2 separate regions of the Homo sapiens genome follow, and region 1 is linked to region 2. Evidence: read pairs that join two places in POLR2A ChIA-PET (ENCODE). Cell type or tissue: OCI-LY7. All regions are shown on one strand. Links, peaks and the distances in the headings refer to the core of each region. The heading gives the core; the rest is flanking DNA.

Evidence for each region. Peaks named below come from ENCODE experiments on the same cell type or tissue, not always from the same donor. Only the 100,000 strongest peaks of a DNase experiment are listed, where the experiment ranks them.
Region 1: POLR2A ChIA-PET joins it to region 2 with 6 read pairs; 11 of 35 experiments call an interaction of 5 or more read pairs at or near these places.

What each region holds. Positions count from the first base shown.
Region 1 is chr12:31,878,324-31,888,468 of GRCh38, reverse strand. LINC02422 (long intergenic non-protein coding RNA 2422) reads left to right here and starts at 1,266. Exons shown (of 2, transcript NR_135029.1): 1 at 1,266-1,302. In OCI-LY7, for the core only: no CTCF peak of the experiment used is centred there; no DNase peak of the experiment used is centred there; H3K4me3 peaks cover 385 bases; H3K27ac peaks cover 778 bases.
Region 2 is chr12:31,709,576-31,719,720 of GRCh38, reverse strand. All of the region lies in intron 1 of AMN1 (antagonist of mitotic exit network 1 homolog), which reads left to right. It also overlaps the pseudogene STMN1P1. Among named protein-coding and RNA genes, the nearest start is that of AMN1, 14 kb to the left of the region's middle. RefSeq lists enhancers at 139-645, 646-1,153, 4,115-4,254. In OCI-LY7, for the core only: no CTCF peak of the experiment used is centred there; a DNase peak (open chromatin) is centred at 4,280; H3K4me3 peaks cover 1,749 bases; H3K27ac peaks cover 2,085 bases.

The sequences.
Region 1 (10,145 bases), core at 3,056-7,055, 170 kb before region 2:
AATGGGATGGTATTAGGAAGTGGGGTCTTTGGGAAATAATTAGGTATAGATGAGCTCATGAGGGTGGAGCTCCTGCTATAGGATTAGTGTCCTTAGAGAAGAGAAAGAGAAGAGCTCTCACTCTCTTTGCCATGTGAGAAGACAGCCATCTGTGAACCAGGAGGCAAGCCTTTACTGCAAACCAGCCATGCTGGCACCCTAATCTCAGGACTTCCAGTCTCCAGAACTTGAGCAATAAATGTTCGTTGTTTAAGTACCCATCTATGGTATTCTGACTGACTAAACCCAAACTGACTAAGACACCTTGTCACTGCAAGCTAAGGATTGCAACTGGCCTCTACCACTCCTGGATCCTTTATTCCAGCTGAGATCAGGAAATTCAATTCCATGGCAACATCCTTTGCCACCATCTCCTGCTGGCAAAGAACAGCTGCAACACAGTTTTATAAGAATGCTCAAGTCTCCTTACTGTTGCATCTGTAATGCCTGGGTATAGGGGACGTCCTCCAGGCTCTTCCAGGGATGACTGTCTTTCAGAGTGGCAGGGCAGGCTGTTCATAACAGATTCATGCATCATTCTTGTTTCCCTGGGCCTTTAGACTCCTTCCTCTACTTGTATACAATGTTCATAACAGCATTATTCATAATAGTCAAAAAGTGGAAACAACCCAACATGTGTTCATTGGCACCATCCTAAGGCTTAGTGTTCATCTGCCCTTTATTTAAGATGAAGAGGTTTTCCTTGCACATCCATTTATTCGCCCTGTTACCGAAATGCCAGGGGTTCTGTCTAGGTACTGCTGCTTGATCACTGAGACAATGGGTATTGCCAGGGAAGAAGGCTTTAGTTGGGTGCTGCAGCTGAGGAGATGGGAGATGAGTTCTAGATCAGTCCCAAATCCATCTCCCTGACTGATTAAAATTAAGGGTTTGTATAACAGAAAAGAAATGTAACCATTTTTGGGAAAACAAGAATTAGGGAGGGGTAAAGGGGAGGAGTTGGTCAACAAGAAGCAGGTGGTTGCTTAGGCAATCATGATGGGTGAGGGGTCTGGCTCCTCATTGTCCAGATGCAGTGATCTGGTAAGTTTCAGTTCCTTGATAATATCTGGGAGGCCTGATGGTTGGCTTCATGAGGAAGGAACTCAGATTAAGACAAATGTAACTTTCTCAAGTTTTAAGACTGGGAGGGTCAGTTTTCTTTCAGTTTCTTTCTTTTATTCAAAAGAAACCACAAATACCAGTTCTATCAGACAGTTGGGCCATTTTCAACTCAAGGCATCTGAGTTCCTCCTCATCAAGGTAGGGTGACTTTAAATGTCTACAAAGGTGGGATGTGGATTGTCCTCAGATTCTGTGTTTGTTTATAGGGGTGTGTGAAAAATTTCCCCTATCATTCAGCCTTCATGATGGAAGATCTTTTTCTCCTTTCTTCTTCCTTTAAGTCTCTATTTCCTTTCACTTTCCCCTGCAATCAAGCTGCTTGTTCTTCTATCTCCTTCCTATTCCCAGCTGTGATTTTATCTAGTCTTTGTGAATTAAGAAACTGGTTTAAGAAACTGGTTTCTAAGCATGCATTTTAATCATTTCAAGTCACAGTCAAGTTAGCAATTCTTGAACTTTTTTTCTGCAACATTGTGGCCTGGGGAAGGCGGGAAAGGAGCTTTTGGGGGATCATTAAGAGAGCAAAGCACAAAGGTATACAGCAAATATAAGCAAATGTATACTTCAGGCCCTAACCATGCCACGTTATAACAGAAACACTTTTCTCCAGGACTCTTGTTGGCATCACCCCTTAGGATCCAGATATGCTGGAGAAGATACAAATCATTCTGACTTAAAGAATCTTCAAATCAGTAAATATTTTTTGAGGATCATTGCCATACCATGTACCATGCAAAATGCCAGGAATACAGCAGTTAAACACAAACACACATGGTTCCTGAATTTGTGGACCATGTTTTTATGAACCTCATAGTACCGGCTAGAATTGTGAAATCATTGTAGGCACCATCTCTACTGCAGAGAAGAAAACTTTTGCATATATTGGAGAACTGAGCCTCTAGTCATATTTCAATATTGTCTCCAAGTCCCTTTTAATTCAAGGCCTTCTTCATTACAATCCACATCCTGGAATAGAAACTTAGACTAGTTGATAGCGTACAAGAGTTGACAAGGCAGAGGAGATGCTCAGAGATAGAAAAGGAGGCTTGTCAGAGTTTCCAAGCTAACTACATTGTATATCTCAGATGAGAGAAAAAGGGTTTCTCTCGTTAATTAAGAAATTCCTTTGGAGATTAATGAGGACAGAATGCAGGATGTACAAGAGAATATTCTCAAACCAAACAGCTTTTAACCTGGGAGAATAAAGAGACCCAAAGGGCTAGTCTTTGTCTAGAGCAGAGAAAACACAGAAGAAAATTTAAAAATATTCCTCCATTCCAATATTTGTATAATCTTGAGGAAAAGGCCTTTTTAAGCAAAAGACAAAATCTTTAATCCAGAGGATATAGAAGAAGAAAAAGATTTATGTTTGGCTACATAAAAATTAAAAACAGCATAGTAAAACATGTGACTAAAATGTTAAAAAGCAAAGAGCATTCTGGGGAAAAATATTTGCAACACTTAAGATTGGCACATATATTTCTTACAAGTAATAAGTCCAACAACTTAATAGGAAAATTGGCATTCTACTGACACTCGTTTGAATTTGGGAAAAAAGTTTTTTTAAAAAGAAAATTGGCAAAAGATATAAACCTACTGTTAAAATAAAAATAAATATTAAATAGCATGCATTAAATACTAAACAAAATAAATATGGCATATAAACAAATGAGAAGATGTTCAACTGCATTCATAATTAAGGAAATGCAAATTAAAATAGCAGAAAACCATTTTAACTTAGATGGATAAATCTCCATGGTGCTGGGGAATTTGCTGGAAAATAGACATACTTGGAACTATAAATCTTTGTAGCTGCATTGGTGGGCAATTTGGCATTTTTTTTTTTTATACTTTAAGTTCTGGGATACATGTGCTGAACGTGCAGGTTTGTTACATAGGTATACATGTGCCATGGTGGTTTGCTGCACCCAACAACCCGTCATCTAGGTTTTAAGCCCCGCATGCATTAGGTATTTGTCCTAATGCTCTCCTTCCCCTTGCCCCCCACCCCCTGACAGGCTCCAGGGTGTGATGTTCCCCTCCCTGTGTTCTTGTGTTCTCATTGTTCAACTCCCACTTATGAGTGAGAATATGCGGTGTTTAGTTTTCCGTTCCTGTGTTAGTTCGCTGAGAATGATGGTTTCCAGCTTCATCCATGTCCCTGCAAAGGACATTGAACTCATTCTTTTTTATGGCTGCATAGTATTTCAAAATGTAAAACACAATATTCTTTACATCAGTCATTTCCTGTTTGCTTTCCAACCCATTCCCTACCCTTCTGCTCTGCTCTGTCCCACAGAGGCTGAGCCCTGCAAACTACAGTTCCTAAGCCCCTTTGCTAACTGGCTTTTATTTAGAATCAGCCAATGGAAAGTGCTGGCAGGAGACTGAAGGGTGAATAATTGAATGGGAGAGCCAGCATATTTCTTTCCCCTTTCTGCATCTGGGGGTCTTCCCAGCAGCGGCTGCATCTGTCTCATATATGACCCAGCTCCCACCAGGCAGGACAGCCCTTCCCACCCAGCTTCTAGCCTCTGGTCACACCGGCTCCTCAATTTGTCCCTCTAGCCCTTGGTGGTTTTATCTTGTTGCTGATCTTTTTTTTTTTTTTTTGAGTGGGGGACACTGTTTCATTCTTGTTGCCCAGGCTGGAGTGTAATGGCGCCATCTTGGCTCACCACAACCACCACCTACTGGGTTCAAACGATTCTCCTGCCTCAGCCTCCTGAGTAGTTGGGATTACAGGCCTGTGCCACCACACTCGGCTAATTTTGTATTTTGGGTTTTTTTTTTGTTTTTTTTTTGTGAGACGGAGTCTCGCTCTGTCACCCAGACTGGAGTGCAGTGGCGTGATCTCGGCTTACTGCAAGCTCCGACTCCCAGGTTCACACCATTCTCCTGCCTCAGCCTCCCAAGTAGCTGGGACTACAGGCGCCCGCCACCACGCCCGGCTAATTTTTGTGTATTGTTTTTAGTAGAGATGGGGTTTCACTGTGTTAGCCAGGACGGTCTCGATCTCCTGATCTCATGATCCGCCCACCTCGGCCTCCCAAAATGCTGGGATTGCAGGCGTGAGCCACTGCGCCCGGCCTAATTTTATTTTTTGTACAGATGAGGTCTCACTTTGCTGCCTAGGCTGGCCTCGAACTTCTAGCCACAAGTGATCCTCCCGTTTCAGCTTCCCAAAGTGTGGGGATTATAGGTGTGAGCCACCTCACCTGGTCCAACCATTTTATTTATAATAATTTTTCCTTCATTCTTAGCTGTGTGAGCGTCTGCAGGCAAATACCTCAGCACAAGGATACTCAGTGAAGCATTGCTTTTAAGGGAAAATGCACAGAAACAATCTAGGTATTTATTGATTGGTGATTCATACAATGGAATACTATACAGCAAATTAAAGGAACGAGGTAGATTTATATACGTGGAAAGATAGGCAAGATATTGTTAAGTGAGAAAAGCAAGATGCCAAACAGCATGTACAGTATGAGTTAAAAAAAAAAAAATACACATAGGCCGGGCGTGGTGGCTCACGCCTGTAATCCCAGCACTTTGGGAGGCTGAGGTGGGCAGATCTTGAGGTAAGGAGGTGAGGAGATTTGAGACCATCCGGGCTAACATGGTGAAACCCTGTCTCTACTAAAAATACAAAAAATTAGCTGGGCATGGTGGCATGAGCCTGTAGTCCCAGCTACTCGGGAGGCCGAGGCAGGAGAATCGCTTCAACCCAGGAGGCAGAGGTTGCAGGGAGCTGAGATTGCGCCACTGTACTACAGCCTGGGTGACAGAGCGAGACGCCATCTCAAATTAAAAAACAACAACAAACAAAACAAAACAGCACAGCCAGGCGCAGTGGCTCACATCTCTAATCCCAGCACTTTGGGAGGCCAAGGTGAGCAGATGACTTGATGCCAGCATGTCCAGAATTGGTTCCTTCTGGTGGGTTCTTGGTCTCACTGAGTTCAAGAATGAAGCTGCAGACCTTCGTGGTGAGTGTTACAGCTCTTAAAGATGGTGTGTCAGGAGTTTGTTCCTTCAGATATGTCCAGAGTTTCTACCTTCCAGTGAGTTCATGGTCTTGCTGACTTCAAGAATGAAGCTGCCAACCTTCATGGTGTTACAGCTCTTAAAGGTGGTGCAGACCCAAAGAGTCAGCAGCAGCAAGATTTATTGTAAAGAGCAAAAGAAAAAAGCTTCCACAGCATGGAAGGTGACCTGAGTGGGTTGCCACTGCTGGCTGGGGGGGTGGCCAGCTTTTATTCCCTTATTTGGCCCCACCCACATCCTGCTGATTGGTCCATTTTACAGAGCACTGATTGGTCCATTTTACCGAGTGCTGATTGGTGCGTTTACAATCCTTTAGCTAGACACAGAGCGCTGATTGGTACATTTTTACAGAGTGCTGATTGGTGCATTTACAATCCGTTAGCTAGACACAGAGTACTGATTGGTATGTTTTTACAGAGTGCTGATTGGTGCATTTACAATCCTTTAGCTAGACACAGAGCGCTGATTGGTGCGTTTACAATCCCCTAGCTAGACAGAAAAGTTCTCCAAGGCCCCACTCAACCCAGGAAGTCCAGCTGGCTTCAGCTCTCACCAGGAGTTCAAGACCAGCCTGGGCAACAGGTCAAGACCTGGCTCTACAAAATTTAAAAAATTAGCAAGGCATGGTGGTGCATGTTTGTGGTCTTAGCTGCTTAGGAGGCTGAGAGAGGAGGATCGCTTGAGTCTGGGAGGTCGAGGTTGCAGTGTGCTGTGTTCATGCCACTGTACTCCAGCTGGGGCAACAGAGTGAGACCCTATCTCAAAAAATAAATAAATAAAATAAAAATTTTAAAGACATACATGCATACATGTGTGCTTTAAAAAATAGTGTCTAAAAAACACTCTGGAGCTAGACAGCCTGGGATTACATCTCAGTTTCACTACTTGATAACTTGTTGGGCAATTTACTTGAGTTCTCTGTTTTTGTATCTATCCCTGGTTCCTTATCTGTAAAATGGTGTTATGATAATAATCCTCATAAGGTTTTTTTGACTATTACATGAGTATAATTCAGGAGTTAGCAAACTAATAGCCATAGGCCAAATCTGGCTGTTGCTTGTTTGCTTTTTTTTGAGATGGGGTCTCGCTCTGTCACCAGGCTGGAGTGCAGTGGCCCAATGTCAGCTCACTGTAACCTCCGCCTCCTGGGTTCAAGTGATTTTCCTGTCTCAGCCTCCCAAGTAGCTGGGACTTCAGGCACGCACCACCATGCCCAGTTAATTTTTGTATTTTTAGTAGAGATGGGATTTCACCATGTTGGCCAGGATGGTCTCGATCTCCTGACCTCGTGATCTGCCTGCCTTGGCCTCCCAAAGTGCTAGGATTACTGGCGTGAGCCACTGCGCCTGGCGCTATAGCTTGTTTTTTTAAATAAAGTTTTATTGGAACATAGCTGCATCCGTTAGTTTACATACTCCCTATAGCTGCTTTCTTACTACAACAAAGTGTTGATTAGTTGCAACGGAGACCAAGTGCTCTACAAAGCCTAAAATATTTGCTATGTAACTTTAACATAAAAAATTTGCTTTCTGCTGAATTAATGCATATAAAGTGTTTAGGAGAGTACTTGACACGTAGTAAATGTTCAATGTTTATGGTGGTTATTGTATAAACATGGAAAATTTCTGCAAGGATTCCTGCTTGGGAGTCTGGGACACCATTCTTTGACACCATTTGACTTTTTCTTTTTGTCTTATACCTTTTTATGTTTGATTCTCCATAAATTATTTCTTTAGTTAAAAAACCAATTAGCAGGCCGGGCACGGTGGTGCATGCCTGTAATCCCAGAACTTTGGGAGGCCGAGGTGGGTGGATCACCTAAGGTCAGAGGTTCAAGACCAGCCTGGCCAACACGGTGAAACCCGGCCTCTACTAAAAATATAAAAATTAGCCAGGCATGGTGGCACTCGCTTGTAATCCCAGCTACTCGGGAGGCTGAGGCAGGAGAATTGCTTGAACCCAGGAGGCAGAGGTTACAGTGAGCCGAGATCGTGCCACTGCACTCCAGCCTGGGCGATAGAGTGAGACTCAGTCTCAAACAAAAACAAAAACAATTAACTTAAAAATAATTTTAATTGTCATTAATTATATAATTTATATTATTTATATTTAATGTCCTTTTACATTAAGATAAGCAGAACTGGAAGGGATCTCGTAGTTTGGCACACTATAAACCCTAAACTGGGCCAAGAGCAGTGGCTCACACCTGTAATCCCAGCATTTTGGGAGGCCAAGGCAGATGGATCACCTGAGGTCAGGAGTTTGAGACCAGCCTGGCCAACATGGTGAAACCCTGTCTCTACTAAAAATACAAAAAATTAGCTGGGCCTGGTGGCACGTGCCTGTAATCCCAGCTACTTGGAACGTTGAGGCAGGAGAATCACTTGAACCCAGGAGGCAGAGCTTGCAGTGAGCCGAGATCACGTCATTGCACTCCAGCCTGGGCAACAAGAGCAAAACTCTGTCTAAAACAAACAAACAAACAAAAACCTAAACTGTAGATTCTAAGATTTATGTGGTTTTGAAAGATACAAAGCTATTGGGGAACTTTAGGGGTCCATCTGGGATGGTTTGTCATATCCAGAGCTGCATTTGAGGGCTGGTTCATTTGCAAGTTCCCAGGAAGGCAGAGATAACATGAATTGGTATTTTCCACAGCAGCTTGTCAAGAGCTTTATCTTTTCTCCCATCTGTTTGGATTGGATACTTAACAGCTCTACAGCTGCTCTTTGGAGGAATCTTACAAATTCTGAGGAGAGAGCACTTTGCCTGGAAATCATGCTAAAGTTATCTTTGTAGCTACTTCAGTTATCTATTGCTAGATAATAAACCACTCCAAACTGCTCCTGTTTCTGTAGGTCTGGACACTAGACAGGGCTTGGCTTGATGGTTCTTTTAGTTCATGTGGTGACAGCCATGGTCACTCACTAGGATGGCTTCAGTGAGACGATGGGCTGGGGTTCTGACAAGAAAATCCACAATGGAGATGGTTGATGGTTTTGTTGGAGGTATCTAACAGTTGAGTTGAGAAGGCATGAAGAGTTGGACCCTCAGATGAAATCTGACTGTAACTGGGCCAAATTGTAAAACCAGCTGCATTTGATTTGAACTGTTTATGCTTTGCCTGATCATCAACCTGAAGAGTGTAAACCAAAAATTATATCCTAAGCCCCCAACCAACTGAACAGACAGCTGTCTAGGCCGAGGGGACCCCAGAGCAAGCTGAAAAACTAAATTCCAGGCCATGATGGGAAGGAAGGGTTGGACGTACCTCATTATACTCTCTCCCTTTTAAAGTTTAGGTATAACAGACCAGCATTAATATTAAAATAGAGATCATAAGACTGACAAAAACAGACTCTTTGGTAAGAAGATACCAAATTCCAACTGGTATAATATCACATGACAGATAACAGACCTTGAAGAAAATTAAAATATTTTACCTCAAAATATATTTCTTTGGCATATTTTGAAATGGTCCTGAGAAGCCATCTTTTGAGAAAGAAATTTTGCATCTGTAGAGGATCTTTATTAATGCAGCTAGGCTTTTCCCAGATCTAGCAGAGATTAACTAAGAGTCTGACACCTGTGAAATTCCAAAAGAGACGTTTACCATCTATTCTCTCTGAAGCCTGCTATCTGAGGCTTCATCTATATAACAAGAATCACAGCCCACCCCCCCTTATCTCAACCCAAGCATTTCTTTCTACTGACTTTGTCTTTTTTTTTTTTTTTTTTTTTTTGAGATGGAGTGTCGCTCTGTCACCCAGGCTGGAGTGCAGTGGTGCAATCTTGGTTCACTGCAAGCTCTGCCTCCTGGGTTCACGCCATTCTCCTGCCTCAGCCTCCCGAGTAGCTGGGACTACAGGTGTCCACCACCACGCCTGGCTAATTTTTTTTTTTTTGTATTTTTAGTAGAGACGGGTTTCACCATGTTAGCCAGGATGGTCTCGATCTCCTGACCTTGTGATCCGCCCGCCTCGGCCTCCCAAAGTGCTGGGATTATAGGCGTGAGCCACCACGCCCGGCCTGACTTTAAGTCTTCAGCTTAACTCTTTTGACCAATTCCAAATCAGAAAATCTTTGAATCCACCTATGACCTGTATTGCTCCTTCCTTAAGCTGTCCCGCCTTTCCTGGCCAAACCAATGTATACCTTAGATGTATTGATTTGTCTTTGCCTATAACTTCTGTCTCCCTACAATGTATAAAACCAAGCTGTAATTCAACCACCTCAGGCACACTTTCTCAGGACCTCTTTTAGACTGTTCCCTGGGCCATGGTCACTCATATGGGCTCAGAATAAAGCTCTTTAAATATTTTGCAGAGATTGGCTTTTTTTTTTTTTTTTTTTTACCGACAAGAGACAGCTATGCTGAACTAGATTGATCATCAAAGACGTACTAAATTGTTAACCAGCCATCATCCATTATGAACTATGCTAAAACCTTCCAGATGTGTAAACTCACAGTAGTCCTTCTAAGCCTCTGCCTAATCTCACCAAGACGGAACATGATTTTCCTATTTGCTGGATCTGTGTCTCCCAATTGCAATTCCTGAGACCCAGATTAAAATGCATTTTCTTTTGTTTGCCACTCCACAGTGTTGGTTTTACTTCTTATTAGTTGGCTGGCTCAAAAGTCCAAAAAGGCTTCACTCAATGCGTGGAGCCCCAGTGGTCCTCCACGTGGCCTTTCTCTCTCCATGTAGTCTCTTCTCTTCCAGTTGTCTTGGCTGAGCTTCTTCAAAGCATAGCATCTAGCTTCCTGAAACAAAAATGGAAGCTTCCAGGCCCCTGAAAATTTAAGCCTAGAACAGGAACATAAAACACAACTATACTGGGAATAAAACCTTTCCATCACTAAATTAGGTTCAAGTGGTGGTGGGGGGAGGAAGTGGGCCTGCAAATTTCCTGACATTAGACAGTTTAACTAG
Region 2 (10,145 bases), core at 2,031-6,030:
TATACATCTTTAGCTTTACTAGATAAGGCCAAACAGTTTTCTCAGATGCTTGTACCAAATTACATGCCTACTCTCAATGTTTGAGAGTTCCTGTTGACTACCATCTTGACCAACATTTGATGTTCTCCATACCTTTCTGAAGTCTTTGAAGTCTCTAAAGAGATAGGGAGGCTTGATAAAATGCTACATAAGTTCTTACAATCACTAGATCTACAGTGAGCAATACAAATAACATATTGTATATTCCAGAACAAATATAATTTTATATGTGTATAATTGTATATATTTTTACTTCCCTAACAAAATGTCTAACCTTTTCTCTACATTTTTGAAATTTCTGAAAAATTTGCTTTTCTGATCCTAGTGATGCTTAGGAAAGATTTTATATCATTAAAAAGAAATTGGGAGGTCACTTCCAAGATGGCTAAATGGGAACAGCTCCAGTCTGCAGCTCCCAGCAAGATTGACGCAGAAGATGGGCGATTTCTGCATTTCCAACTGAGGTACCTGGTTCATCTCACTGGGACTGGTTGAACAGTGACTGCAGCCCACGGAGGGCGAGCTGAAGCAGGGCAGGGCGTCGCCTCACCTGGGTGCAAGGGGTCGGGGGATTTCCCTTTCCTAGTCAAGGGAAGCTCTGAGTGACTGTACACTCCTGCCCAAATACTGCGCTTTTCCCACGGTCTTCCCAATCAGCAGACCAGGAGACTGCCTCCTGTGCCTGGCTTGGCAGGTCCCATACCCACGGAGCCTTGCTCGCTGCTAGCGCAGCAGTCTGAGATCGACCTGGGATGTGGGAGCTTGGCGGGGGGAGGGGCGTCTGCCATTGCTGAGGCTTGAGTAGGCGGTTCTATGCTCACAGTGTAAACAAAGTGGCAAGGAAGCTCACACTGGGCGGAGCCCACTACAGCTCAGCAAGGCCTACTGCCTCTCTAGATTCCACCTCTGGGGCAGGGCATATCTGAACAAAAGGCAGCAGACAGGTCTATAGACCCAGGCAAACAGGGTCTGGAGTGGACCTCCAGTAAACTCCAACAGACCTGCAGCTGAGGGGCCTGTCTGTTAGAAGGAAAACTAACAAACAGAAAGGAATAGCATCAACATTAACAAAAAGGACATCCACACCAAAACCCCATCCATAGGTCACCAACATCAAAGACCAAAGGTAGATAAAACCACAAAGATGGGGAGAAACTAGAGCAGAAAGCCTGAAAATTCCAAAAACCAGAATGCCTATTCTCCAGAGGAACACAACTCCTTGCCAGCAAGGGAACAAAACTGGACAGAGAATGAGTTTGACGAGTTGACAGAAGTAGGCTTCAGAAGGTTGGTAATAACAAACTCTCCAAGCTAAAGAAGCATGTTCTAACCCAACACAAGGAAGCTAAGAACCTTGATAAAAGGTTACAGGAACTGCTAACTAGAATAACCAGTTTAGAGAAGAACATAAATGACCTGATGGAGCTGAAAAACACAGCATGAGAACTTCATGAAGCATATACAATATCAATAGCCAAATTGATCAAGCAGAAGAAAGAATAGCAGAGATTGAAGATCAACTTACTGAAATAAGAGGCAAAGACAAGATTAGAGAAAAAGGAATGAAAACGAACAAAGCCTCCAAGAAATATGGGACTATGTGAAAAGACCAAACCTACGATTGATTGGTGTACCTGAAAGTGATTGAGAGAATGGAACCACGTTGGAAAACACACTTCAGGATATTATGCAGGAGAACTTCCCCAACCTAGCAAGACAGGCCAACATTCAAATTCAGGTTGAACAATGAGAACACATGGACACAGGGAGGGGAACATCACACACTGGGGCCTGTCGGGGGGTTGGGGACAAGGGGAGGGAGAGCATTAGGACAAATACCTAGTGCATGCAGGGCTTAAAACCTAGATGACAGGTTGATAGGGGCAGCAAACCACCATGGCACATGTATACCTATGTAACAAACCTGAATGTTCTGCACATGTATCTCAGAACTTAAAGTAAAATTAAAAAAAAAAAGTTAACTATAAATCTTAGTTACCAAGAAATCCCAGTTTCTGATACTGCCTCTTGTGAATTAAATAAGACTGAATTAAATTAGACTGTCTGTAGACAGATTAGAAGGCACCACAGAAGAGTCTTGAATTAAAACAAGTTTAAAGTAGCTTGACACTAGAGAAGAATTTATTTAATCTTTCTTCATAACGAATGTGTTTATCCAGGAATACCATTTGACCCAGCAATCCCATTACTGGGTATATACCCAAAGGAATATAAATGATTCTATTACAATGAATGTTTGCTTATTGCACACATATGTTTATTGCAGCACTATTCACAATAGCAAAGACATGGAACCAACTCAAATGCTCATCAGTGATAGACTGGATAAAGAAAGTGTGGTACATATAAACCATGGAATACTATGCAGCCATAAAAAGAAATGAAATCACGTCCTTTGCAGGGACATGGATAAAGCTGGAAGACATCATCCTCAGCAAACTAACACAGGAACAGAAAACCAAACACCGCATGTCATAAGTGGAGCTGAATGATGAGAACACATGGACACAGGGAGGGGAACAACACACACCGGGGCCTGTGGTTGGGGGGAGCAAGGGAAAGGATAGCATCAGGACAAATAGACAATGCATGTGGGGCTTAATACCTAGGTGTATATCCCGGAACTTAAATAAAAATGTAAAAAAAAAAATCAGTTCCTGGTGGTTTGTAAGTCAAAAAGGAAAGGTGAAACAATAAACTTAGTGAATTCTTGTAGAAGAAAACATAGGAGAATATCTTCATGAACTTAGGACAGGGAAAGTTTATGAACAGGACAAAAAATCACCTGCTGTAATGGAAAACACTGATAAATTGGACTGTATTAGAATGTACTTCTCTTCAGCAAAAGACATGATTAAGAAAGTGGAAAGGCAATCCACGGAATGGGGGAATATATTTGCAACGTATATAACAAACAGAAGGTTCATATCCAGCATATAACAGGAATTCCTATATATCAGTAAGAAACATAATTAACCCAAAATGAAAGAGGGCAAAATACTTGAGTAGATACTCCACAAAAGAGGATATCCAACCAGACAATAAAAAGATGAATGTGTACCCATATTAATCAGAGATTGCAATTTAATGCCACATTGCATTGCTATTATATACCCACTAAAATGACTAAAATTTAAAAGATTAACAATGCCAAGTGTTGGCAAGGATATGGACCACAAGAATGCTCATTCACCAATGGTAGGATTGTGATTGGGTACAACCACTTTGAAAAACTGGCATTAAGCTAAACATATGCCTACCCTATGAGCCAGCAGTTCCACTACTAGATATATACACTCAGTTGAAACACAGATACGTGTGTACCAAAAGACATGTCTAAGAATATTCATATTGATATTCATAATAATAAAGAGTTACAAATGACCCAACTGTATATTCACTGTAGAATAAATTGGTCAAACAACAGAATATTATACGTTAGTGAAAATGGACATGAACAACGTGAAAATGGAAATGAATAATCTATAGCTACATGTAACGATACAGATAAATTTCACAAACATAATGTTGAGCAAAAGAAACCATGGAAAAATGATGGAGCAATACTGAAATCAAACAGAATAGTCTCTAAAGTGAAAAACATGAATACGGATAAAGAGAGACATTACTTAATGATAAAAGGAATATTCCACAAGAAAATATCATGAATTTGCAACTGACACCAGTCTTACAAAAAGGAAACCTGTCATGTAGTTTAGTCAAATTTAGTCACGTTAGGAAACTTAATAAACTACTCTTAAATTTTATAAATACAGAAAACAGCTCAGAGTGTGGTCAGGTGGCTCAGATCTAGCAGAGTTTTCCTTATCCCAGTGGATTTTGTAGAATACACTGCCAGTCTCTTGTCTTTCATTCATCATGGCTACTTCTGATATCCAGGTGAAAGCACTGGAGAAGTGTGCCTCAGGCTAGGCTTTTGAACTGATTCTCAGATACCATCAAAAGAATCCATCCCAGAGTTCCTTATTTCCCCTCCAAAGAAGAAAGATCTTTCCCTGGAGGAAATTCAGAATAAATCAGAAGCTTCAGAAGAAAGACACAAGCCCTGCGAAGCTGAGGCCTTGAAGCAGCTTGCTGAAAAATGAGAGCAGGAGAAAGAAGTGCTTCAGAAATCAATAAAAGAACAGCTTCAGTGAAATAGCAGAAGAGAAACTGACCCACAAAATGGAAGCTAACAAAGAGAACAGGAAGGCGCAAATGACTACCACACTGGAGTGTTTGCAGAGAAAGATAAGCACGTTGAAGAAATGCGGAAGAGCAAAGAATCCAGAGATCCTGGTGATGAGGCTGAAGCTGACTAATTTGTTCTAAGAACTGACTTTCTCCCCGCTCTTCTTCCTAGATATTCAGACTATACTGGCCAGTGTCATTTTATTTTTTGCTCCTGACAAATATTCTAGAAGCTGATGTAGGACTAGATAGGTAAATCCAGCCTGTACAATGTTGTTTTAGGAGCTAAAGGGAAGAAACTGAAAGAGTTTTACTCTTTTTCTAAAATGTTGGTCTTTCTAACATAGCTATTTTTCTTGTTGCATCTTTGCTACTTCAGTACACTTGGGTTAATGGCTAGTACTGTACTGGCTTTGTGAAACATATTTGTGAAAAGAGTATGTAGTGGCTTCTTTTGAACTGTTTGATACGGAATATTTGTTCATTTTTTAATCCCAATTCTGTCCTAATTTTACCAGATGCTACTGGACTTGAATGGTTAATAAAATTGCACAATGTTGTTGGTGGCAGTGACTTCTTTCTGTTCAGGTAATAAGTTAAAAAGATCCTCCTAGTTTATATTTGTTTCAGGTAGAGCTTTTAGGTCAATGGAAATAACCAGCATACACATTACTGCAAAGTCTCTGCTTTTGAGTTTCTTGCTCCAGAGTTGTTTGTATTGTCTTCTACAATCATTGCTTTGTTTCAATGCCTGGACCCTGATCAGCTGTTGCTATATTCTTTCAAATGTTTATTTGCAAACAATCTTTTTTGTTCTGTGTTCCTGTTTAAAAAGCAGATTAAGGCCGAGCACAAGGCTCATGCCTGTAATCCCAGCAGTTTGGGAGGCCAAGGTGGGAGGCTCACTTCAGCCCAGGAGTTCAAGACCGGCCTGGGCAACATATAGAGACCCCATCTCTACAAGAAATACAGAAAATTAGCTGATTGTGGTGGTGCATGTCTGTAGTCCCAACTACTTGGGAGGCTGAGGTAAGAGGATCACTTGAGCCTTGGAGGTTGAGGCTGCAGTGAGCTGTGATTGTGCCACTGTACTCCAGCCTGGGCAACAGAGTGAGACCTTGTCTCAAGATAAATAAATAAAAATTTTAAAGGCAGATTAAAGGCACAAATGGTGTTTCTAGAGAACAATTTAGAGGGAATCTTAAGATCCTAGTTGGAGATATCTGGTGGTTTGCTTGCTTTATGTTACAGGTGGAGGTGTATTCTAATGCTTTCCTGCCGTAAAAGCTATAATTTGAGAATTGGAAAATTTTTTGGGCTTTTTTCTTTACCCCCGACTCATAGTACAGCTTTGAGAATATAATAATATTAAAAAAGCTTTCCATGCTGCTGTAGCAACTCCTGTGAAATGATTTAAGGGAACTTTATTTATATTTTAAAAATCAATAATTTATTTATAGATATATGTATTAGTATTAAAAGTATAATTAAATAATGGACAGGAACTATTTTTAAAACTTTATGGTAGTAATTGTCTCTACAAACAGAGATACATAGAGTAAACCAGTCGAGTATATAAAAGTGGCTTTAATTTTATCAGAAAATTTTTTTTTTCTTTTTTTGAGACAAGGTCTAGCTCTCTCACCCAGGCTGGAGTGCAGTGGTACAATCACAGCTTACTGCAGCCTCACCTCCTGGACTCAAACAATCCTCCCACCTCAGCACCCCCGCACCCCAGGTAGCTGGGACTACAAGTGAATGCCACTACACCCAGCTAATTTTTGTATTATTTGTAGAGACAGGGTTTTGCCATGTTTCCCAGGCTGGTCTTGAACTCCTGGGCTCAAGTGAGCCTCCTGTCTCAGTCTCCCAAAGTGCTGGGATTATAGACATAAGCCACCATGCTCAGCCTTAATCAGAAATGTTTTATGTCTTGAGATGTCTGACACAAATATGATAAAAGAGTAACAAAATTCTAGGTTTGAGGTACATAGATGTATATCACCCTGTTTTATATTTCTGTATTTTTGAAATTTTTTATTATAAAACAACAAGCAAAAACTTGCAGAAATGAAAAGAAGACTTGATTTTAAATTACAAATATCATAAACTAGAAATTCCACATTTAGTAGAAAAATAAGAATATAGTAGAATTAGATAATACTGTAAATAAACATATATACATTAAACATATTTATGTGCAAACACATATACATACATGGAGAGAGATACTTATACATACATATATATATAACACACAGAGAGAACATTACATCTCTCACGTAGATAATATACATTCTCTGAATATATAGAGCATGTATTTGGCCACAACAAAGAGCTCTTACAAATTTGTCAACAAATAACAAAATGGTCCTCAAAAAACTAAAAATGGAACTACCCTATGATTCAGCAATTTCACCACTGGGTAAATATCCAAAAGAAAATAAATAAATATATAAAAGAGATATCTGCACTCCCATGTTTATTGCAGCACTATTTGTAATAACCAAAATATGGGCCGAGCATGGTGGCTCACACCTGTAATCCCAACACTTTGGGAGGCCGAGGCGTGTGGATCACGAGGTCAGGAGTTTGAGACCATCCTGGCTAACATGGTGAAACCCCGTCTCTACTAAAAAAGAAAAAATTAGCTGAGTGTGGTGGCATGCACCTGTAGTCCCAGCTACTTGGGAGGCTGAGGCAGGGGAATTGCTTGAACCCGGAAGGCAGAGGTTGCAGTGAGCTGAGATTGTGCCACTGCACTCCAGCCTGGCAACAGAGCAAGACTCTGTCTCAAAAAAATAAAAATAACCAAAATATGGAATCAACCTAAGTGCCCATCAATGGATGAATGAATAAAGAAAATGTGGTATAATACATATATATGATGGAATATTATTCAGCCATTAAAAAATAATGAAATCTGCTGGGTACGGTGGCTCATGCCTGTATTCCCAACACTTTGGGAGGCCAAGGCAGGCAGATCACGAGGTCAAGAGTTCAAGACCAGTCTGGCCAACATGGTGAAACCCTGTCTCTACTAAGAATACAAAAATTAGCCGGGCGTGGTGGCATGTGCCTGTAATCCCAGCTATTTGGGAGGCCAAGGAAGGAGAATTGCTTGAACCTGGGTGGCAGAGGTTGCAGTGAGCCGACATTGCACCACTGCACTCTAGCCTGGGCGACAGAGCAAGACTCCATCTTGAAAAAAAATAATAATAAAATAAAATAATAATGAAATCTTAGTCAAGTGTGGTAAGCATGCCTCTAGAAGCTGAGGCAGGAGGATCTCTTGAGCCTAGGAGGTTAAGGCTGCAGTGAGCTGTGATTGCACCATTGCACCCCAACCTAGGCAACAGAGCAAGACCCCATCTCGGGAGAGAGGGAGGTAGGGAAGGAGGGAGGGAGGGAGGAAGGGAGGGAGGGGGGAATGAATGAATTCTGTCATATGCAGCAACATGGATGGAACTGGAGGTCATTTTGTTAAGTAAGCCAGACACAGAAAGACAAATGTCACATGTTCTCATTCATATGTGGGAACTAAAAAAAAGTGGATATCATGAAGATAGAGAGTAGATGGGTGGCTAACAGAGGCTGGGAAGGGCAGGGGATGGCGGCATAGAGAGAGGTTGATTAATGGGTATAAATACACAAATAAAAAATAGTGTTCAATAGATGGGTAGGGTGACTATAGTTAATAATAATCTATTATACACTTCAAAATGGTTAGAAGAGAATAATTTGAATGTTCCTAGCATAAACAAAAGATAAATATTTAAGGTGATGGATAACCCAGTTACCCTGATTTGATCTTTACACATTATATGAATGTATCAAATTATCACATGTACCCTGAAAATATGTACATCTATTATGTATCAGTTTTTAAAAATAACAAAACAGGCAAAGGATATGTATAGATTGTTTATGGAAAAGCATATCCAGATAGCCAGCAAGCTCATGCAAGGATGTTGTTTATTGGTAATTAGAGAAATACAAGTTAAAGTAATAGTGAGACATCATTTTCACCTGTTAGGCCTTCCAACATTTAAGAGTAGGTGATCTTGAAAACAGTGCTGAGTGAAAAACTAAACAAATCTATGACAAGTCCCATGTTTATAAATTAGAAATGCATGCATACAATAAACATGTTAAAAGGAAATATACAATGAAAGGATACACATTAAACATGAGAATGGTTTCCTAGAGGGGTGGGGAATGGGAGTGGGAAATGGAGATAACAAAGAAATGGAAAGAATAAATAAAATTAAAATTAAATATAAAATAAATAAATAGGGCTGGGTGCGGTGGCTCATGCCTGTAATCCCAAGTGAGGAGTTTGGACCATCCTGGCCAATATGGTGAAACCCCATCTCTATTAAAAATACAAAAATTAGCCAGGCATGGTGGCACACGCCTATAGTCTCAGCTACTTGGGAGGCTGAGGCAGAAGAATTGCTTGAACCTGGGAGGCAGAGGTTGCAGTGAGCTGAGATCATGCCACTGCACTCCAGCCTGGGTGACAGAGTGAGACTCTGTCTCAAAAAATAAATAAACTAGCCATGATATCTATTGCTGGAAGGATGTAGAGGGAAAGGAGCTTTCTGACACTACTAATAGAAATATGAAGTGTTTTCCAGACTTTCTGAAAAATAATCTGACAACATATCCTAGAAATAGTGGTAATGCTTGTCAGCATACAAGTCACTAAATAGATCATCCGTACTGTGAAATATGATGTGACCATTAAGGGAGAATCAGTACTGTGTCGGATGCCTTGAAGGGATTTCATAAGATACTGAATGAAAGACAGTGTATAAAAGTAAGTGTACTGTGGTGCCGTTTTAGGAAACAATGACCCCTCCCCCACACAAGCCTTTAAATGTGTGTGTGTGTGTGTGTGTGTGTGTGTGTGTGTACAAGAACAGAGAAAAATAAGAAAGAATATATGCTACATTGGTGTAGAGAGCTAATGGAGGGGGAAGGACAAGAGAGGAAACTGTGTAGGAAACCAAAAGAGGAAAAAGAAAAAATTAACATTGCACTAAAAAATTAATCACAGGTATATGATCACATTCACTCATGAATGTAAAATTTTGTATATATGGGGATATTTGTAGACAGAAATTAATAAGATTTGTATTTGTTTCTTTAAAGTATGAGTTTTTCAGATGGTTGGAATTTCAGGACACAGATAAGATATGTTGGTCATAAGATTCTTGGTTGTTGCCTGATAACTCTACTTTCTGCCTATACAACCCTGGCACTGAGTTTGATATCTCTGTGATTTGTAATATTTGCTGAATCTTTGTGGTTATGGTTCTTTCTCTAGTGATTTCATTATCCACATAGTTTTCAAGAAAAATAGTAAAAACAAGTTTGCTGGATTAACAGATAAAACTTTTCAATTAGTGGGTCCCAATATAAAGCTTATTTAGGAGTATGTGTCTTAGAAATTAGACACTTAGGAAAAACATTCTTGTTGGTCATTTAAAATGCATTTTGATAAATGAGGTATGCATAGAAAAAAATTGTAGAGGAAGAGCATCTTGTCCGTAATTTAACACAGACTAGGTTTTTGAAGCTTACAGAGCTAAAGTTGTAAATATAGTATTAATATAAAATGTATATACTTTTTTTTGAGACAGGATCTTGCTCTGTTGCCCAGGCTGGAGCGTAGTGGCACAATCACAGCTCACTGCAGTCTCGACCTTCTGGGCCCAAGCGATCCTCCCACCTCAGCCTCCCAAGTAGCTGGGACTACAGGCTCACATCACCATGCTCAGCTAATTTTTGTATTTTTTTTCTTTTTTTGTAGAGACAGGGTTTCACTATGTTGTTCAGGCTGGTCTCAAACTCCTGAGCTCAAGCCATCCTCCTGCCTGGGCTTCCCA